Regions from separate parts of the Homo sapiens genome. Here region 1 is linked to region 2. The links are chromatin contacts, found by Hi-C or POLR2A ChIA-PET in ENCODE. All regions are on one chromosome and are shown on one strand. The core of a region is the stretch at or near the end of the contact, and the rest is flanking DNA. Distances in the headings are between cores, read along the strand shown. Region 1 overlaps RBBP4 (RB binding protein 4, chromatin remodeling factor). Region 2 overlaps ZBTB8OS (zinc finger and BTB domain containing 8 opposite strand).

Region 1 (2,775 bases), core at 88-2,587, 60 kb after region 2:
TTAGGCCAAGCATGGTGGCTCACACCTGAAATCCCAGCACTCTGGGAGGCCGAGGCAAGTGGATCACAAGGTCAGGAGATGAGACCATCTTAGCCAACATGGTGAAACCCCGTCTCTACTAAAATACAAAAAAATTAGCCAGGCGTGGTGGTGCGTGCCTATAATCCCAGCTACTTGGGAGGCTGAGGCAGGGGAATCGCTTGAACCCGGGAGGCAGAGGTCACGCCACTGCACTCCAGCCTGGCAACAGAGCAAGACTCCGTCTCAAAAAAAAAAAAAAAAAAAAAGAGTAAGTCTGTGTAACATGAACATCTCTGCTTCCACCCAAAACCACAGCCTTTGAATATTATATAAGGAACTTAATGGATAGATATGTTTATTATTTTTGATAGCACAACTGCTTTCTCTGCTATTATAAGGAAAACTGAGAATAGCAGGTGGGTAGGGTAGGATGAGGAAACAAGATGCCCAAAGCCTAGATGCCACAGAATTCATGGTGATAATCAGGGCATATTTTGAGTCCTACTAGAAACAAACATTCCAAATGAACTCTGAATGCCTGACTCAGGCGTTTTGGAGGTTTGGGTTATCCCCTTGTCATTAGGCACACAAGGGTTTTTTGTTGTTTTTGTTTTTTGGGTTTTTGTTTTGTTTTGAGGCAGTCTCACTCTGTTGTACAAGCTGGAGTGCTGTATTGTGATCTTGACTCACTGCAACCTCTGCCTCCTGGTTCAAGCGATTCTCCTGCCTTGGCCTCCTGAGTAGCTGGGATTATAAGTGCCTGCCACTATGCCCGGCTAATTTTTGTATTTTTAGTGGAGATGGAGTTTTGCCATGTTGGCCAGGCTGGTCTTGAACTCCTGACTCCAGGTGATCCACCCTCCTCAGCCTCCCAAAGTGCTAGGATTACAGGCGTGAGCCACCCCGTCCGGCCTGTTTTTAAGGCATTAATTAGTATTGTTAGGAAAGCAGTAACAATGCAAACACCACTCTTCTCTTCACAAAGATCACCTTGAGACTGTGTCTCCATTCCACCTGCCTGAGAAGTGGGAGCATCAGCCTGTTCCAGGCTCTTGGGTAGTAGCATAGCCCTTTAAAAAGAGAGAGCCATTTTCCATGTGTTTTTGGATAAGCACAATTTGAAAATCATTTCCCAAATCCTCTTTTTGTTTTTGATTCTAAGGTAAAATTTTCCCTAAGCCCTCCCACCATCCCCTCAGCCAGTATTAGATGAGATTTGTATAGCAGCAGAAACTGACTTATAAGTAGAGAGCTCTTCAGCAAGACTGAGCCTTAGCTGTTCCATCTCTTTGTTCTTCTGTTGCTGGAGTTGCACCCCATTTCTTAACTGCCTCTGGCGTTCTTCCATTTCCTCCAGCTGTTCCTGCATGAGATGGCCAAGAACATTTCTAATGAGCCAAACAATAAAAACTCACATTGTCCACTCTTACTTATAAAACACTTTTTTGTTCATTGTTTAATCTTGATAGCAGTATTGAGGCTGGTATTTATATGATAGGTTATGAAACAGGTTCAAAGAAGTTGTGTCTTGGAAAAAAAGTGACAATGCTTTTGAAAATGATGACGAAAAAGGCATCTTGTCTGTTAACCACAGCTTGCTTTAATAGAATCCTGGGAGGGTGATTGGGACTTTTTAGTATTACAACCTTAGTGTCATTGAGGAGGATTTTGGTCTAGTTAGTGGGCTGAGTTTCATATACCTCTCCCTCCATGTGCAGGTTTGTTAAGATAATTGGTAGTTTTTAATAATATAAAATACTTAAGTTGAAATACAAAAGTGTGGCAACAATTATTAAATATTGGCTAGAATTCTAGGAGAGTTACACAACTAGTGGAAGTCCATGTTTAGAAAATAAATGGCTTGTTTAAGGAAAAGTTTTTGTGTCCAAAGCTCCTTAAAGTCAGAGAGATTTCTACCTGGTACTTAACATCATATGGAAATTGATGCTTTAGTGAGGGTGTTGGCTATCCTATTGCTAATTTCCTGCATCCTTTTTTCTTCTTTATTTTTGTATAGAGACAGGGTCTCGCTATGTTGCCCAGGCTGGTCTTGTTCCTGGGCTCAAGCAGTCCTCCCGCCTCGGTCTCCCAAAGTGCTGGGATTACAGGTGTGAGCCACTGTGCCCAGCTTATCCTTTTTTCATTACACAAAAAGACTGAATTTGGTTAGTTCTAAGTTGGAAGATAAAGATGGTATGCACAGGAGGCCCTTGGGAGCCCTCAGATAACTTTCTCATTCTTCCAGAATCAGGCTGGGATGCATTCTGTAAATTTTCCCTGCCTAGGATGTATACCTGAGGAATAAGGTAAGGAAGATGTCAGCAAGTCAGTCTCTGGTTTACCTGCTAGCTGGCATGGATCCTTAAGGAAGCAGGAGGGAGTTGGGAAGAGAGGAAGGGGTGAAGTTGGTATCTTTTAAAGCGAGAGTGATTTTACCTCAGATTTTGAAGAATACTAAGGAATCCAGTTGTTGGGGTACATGCTATTATTAGAAGGATCTAGATAATTTGTCCTCTGAGTCATACTTGACATTGTACCTGTGGCACATCAATCCGCACTGTTTGATACTCTGGCTGAATCTCAGCTTTCACCAACATTGTCAAAGGACCTTTTTTAGTGCCCAGCCATGCCTAAGAGTGTGTCATCTGAAGAGGGAAGCATCTGCATACTGCTGTCCTGATTGCTCAGTCCTCACTACCTACCAGACCCGTTGGTAAGGTACAAAAGTACATGCTTGGAAAAGCAGTCTGCACC
Region 2 (2,700 bases), core at 126-2,625:
AGAGGGAAACAAGACACCGGGTCTATTTGAGAGTTGGGGGAGGGTGAGGATTGAAAAACTGCCTATCAGGTATTATGCTGATTACCTAGGTGACAAAATTATCTGTACACTAAACCCCCACAACATGCAATTTACCCATGTAACAAACTCGTATATGTACCCCATGAACCTAAAAATAAAAGTTGGAAAGAAAAAAAAGTAAAAAACTTTTGAGGATGATTAAAAAAAAAAAAAGAAAATGGGTTGAATCAAAGAACACAAGCTTTTCTACTATTTGGCTCAGGGCTCTTTCTGAAATCAAAACCACCTCCTTATACTCTGACCTAGGCCCTAGGAATTCAACTTATTCTCTTTTCCTCAGTTGACAACACTCACTTCACCTCTTGGGACTCTTCTCTTTCCAAGTCTAGCTGAAGAATAAGATATAGTTTCCCAGGTCAAAAGCTCTCCACACGTCTCTGATACATGACATTGCCCAACCCTGCCCCAGTTTAAAACCACAGAATTAGATGTTCTCTTAGGTTCTTTCCAGCTCCAAAAGGAATCTACAATAATTCTGTGCACCATAAAATGTACCAGGCAATAGGTAAATGGCATTTGCTAGCTCTACACCACACAAAAAAAGGAAGATTTCACAGAAGGATATAAGTGGCACTGCCACTGCTTTTTCTCCTCTGCCACAATCACCTGGCAAAACCACAACCTAATTCAAGTTCAACTGTCTGCTTATGGCAGCACACACCATGCTAACTGGTATCACCCTGAGTGTATGTCCACACATCTCAAACAGGAATTCAGTACTCGCAGTAAAATCTTACAATTACCAATAAATTCCCTTTTTCACTCTCTGAGACAATTCTTTCTCTTCTCCTCTAGTGATCATTCCTCCCTCATTCTCACTCTCAATCAACTGTGCTTCCTAGAGAAAGTAAGAGCAACTCAGTAAGAACTGACTCATTTTCCTACCACCAAATCTACCATCATGCTGTATCTGTACTCACCTTAGCCTGATTGCAATGAATGGCTTGTCCCTGGCTCCCATCAGAAGGCCAACTCCCATACGTGAGTACTTGATCCTATACTCCCCTTACCAAATTTTACCAAAGAGGCTGTGGCCCTATCTCTACAACCTTGTCTCCTACTATTACACCTTCACTCTCAGCTCCAGCTTGCTGTTCCCTGAACTTACCTCATTTCAGGGCCTTTACACCTGTTTCTTCACCTAGAAAGTTCTTCCTTATTTCTGCTCACTCCTCATCTCTCTTGCCTCTGCTCAAATATCACTTTCTCAAACATACTGATATATTTTGGCTGTGTCCCCACCCAAATCTCATCTTGAACTGTAGTGCTCATAATCTCCACGTGTTGTGGGAGGGAGGGAGCAGGTGGAGATCATTGAATCACGGGGGCGGTTTCCACCATGCTGTTCTAGTGATAGTGCGTGAGTTTTCAGGAGATCTGATGGTTTTCTAAGGGGCTTCCCCCTTCGCTCAGCACTCACTTCTCTTCCTGCCACAATGTGAAGAAGGAAGGGTTTGCTTCCCCCTCCACCATGATTGTAAGTTTCCTGAGGTCTCCCCAGCCATGCTGAACTATGAATCAATTAAGCCCCTTTCCTTTATAAATTACCCAGTCTCGGGTATGTCTTTATCAGCAGCGTGAGAATGGGTTAATAAACATATATTTTCTGACTACCCCCTCCCCTCCTCCAACCACTCTTACCTTATCCTGATGGCACTGTTCACTATCTGAAATTATATTATGTGTTTACATGTTTGTCTGGCTCACTTCTCCCACTACATTTTAAACTCAGTAAGGGCAGAGACTTCGCTTATCCTATTACATTTCTACCTCGAGTGCATAAAAAAAAGTCTGAAACACTGGAGGCACTTGATAAGTATTTGCTGAATGCATGCATAAATTCATGGATGGATGGCATATGGATTCATGGAGAGAAGGTAAAGACAGTATTAAAACCAGGAAGGTATTTTTAAACCAAGAAATATTCCAGGAACCAGATGTTTTAATAAGCTATTTGTAAAACATTCCTTTTTGCTTTGAAAAGTTGATTGGCTGGGCCCAGTGGCTCATGCCTGTAATCTCAGCACTTTGGGAGGCCGAGGCAGGTGGATCACCTGAAGTCAGGAGTTTGAGACCAGCCTGACCAACATGGTGAAACCCCACCTCTACTAAAAATACAAAAATTAGCCGGCTGTGGTGGCATACACCTGTAATCCCAGCTACTCAGGAGGCAGAGACAGGAGAATCGCTTGAACCTGGGAGGTGGAGGTTGCAGTGAGCTGAGATTACACCACTGCACTCCAGCCTGGGCAACAGAGTAAGACTCCATCTCAAAAAAAAAAAAAGAGTTATTTGATCATTCATTCAAAAAATAAGAAGTAGCTGGGTGCAGTGGCTCACGCTTATAATCCCAGCACTTTGGGAGGCCAAGGTGGGTGGATCACCTGAGGTCGGGAGTTCGAAACCAGCCTGGCCAACATGGTGAAACCCAGTCTCTACTAAAATACAAAAATTAGCCTGGCATGGTTGCATGGGCCTGTAATCCCAGCTACTCGGGAGGCTGAGACACGAGAATCGCTTGAACCTGGGAGGGGGAGGTTGCAGTGAGTAGAGGTCACGTCACTGCACTCCAGCCTGGGTGACAGGGTGAGACTGTCTCAAAAAAAAAAAGAAAGAATA

The links. Hi-C counts contacts between places; a loop is a spot of excess contacts on that map. ChIA-PET counts read pairs that join two places held with the same protein, here RNA polymerase II (POLR2A). Pooled maps may share reads with other maps.
Region 1: a loop to region 2 is called in a pooled map, with 2.5 times the contacts of the local background. The contact joins two enhancer-like sites. A Hi-C loop is called at or near these places in 1 of 168 maps with a recorded cell type or tissue (breast epithelium) and 5 of 50 pooled maps. POLR2A ChIA-PET finds 5 or more read pairs at or near these places in 8 of 52 experiments (GM10248, GM12878, H1 and 4 more).

Annotation. Positions count from the first base shown.
Region 1 is chr1:32,682,999-32,685,773 of GRCh38, forward strand. RBBP4 (RB binding protein 4, chromatin remodeling factor) reads left to right here. Exons shown (of 12, transcript NM_005610.3): 12 at 1-2,775. SYNC (syncoilin, intermediate filament protein) reads right to left here. Exons shown (of 5, transcript NM_030786.3): 3 at 1,260-1,384; 4 at 1,012-1,091. Among named protein-coding and RNA genes, the nearest start is that of SYNC, 18 kb to the right of the region's middle. Within about 2 kb of position 1,338, at least 7 of the 41 ENCODE cell types and tissues checked have a DNase peak (open chromatin) inside an H3K27ac peak, as active enhancers do.
Region 2 is chr1:32,622,541-32,625,240 of GRCh38, forward strand. The region is part of intron 6 of ZBTB8OS (zinc finger and BTB domain containing 8 opposite strand); the gene reads right to left. Among named protein-coding and RNA genes, the nearest start is that of ZBTB8OS, 27 kb to the right of the region's middle. RefSeq lists an enhancer at 1,169-1,238. Within about 2 kb of position 1,376, at least 3 of the 41 ENCODE cell types and tissues checked have a DNase peak (open chromatin) inside an H3K27ac peak, as active enhancers do.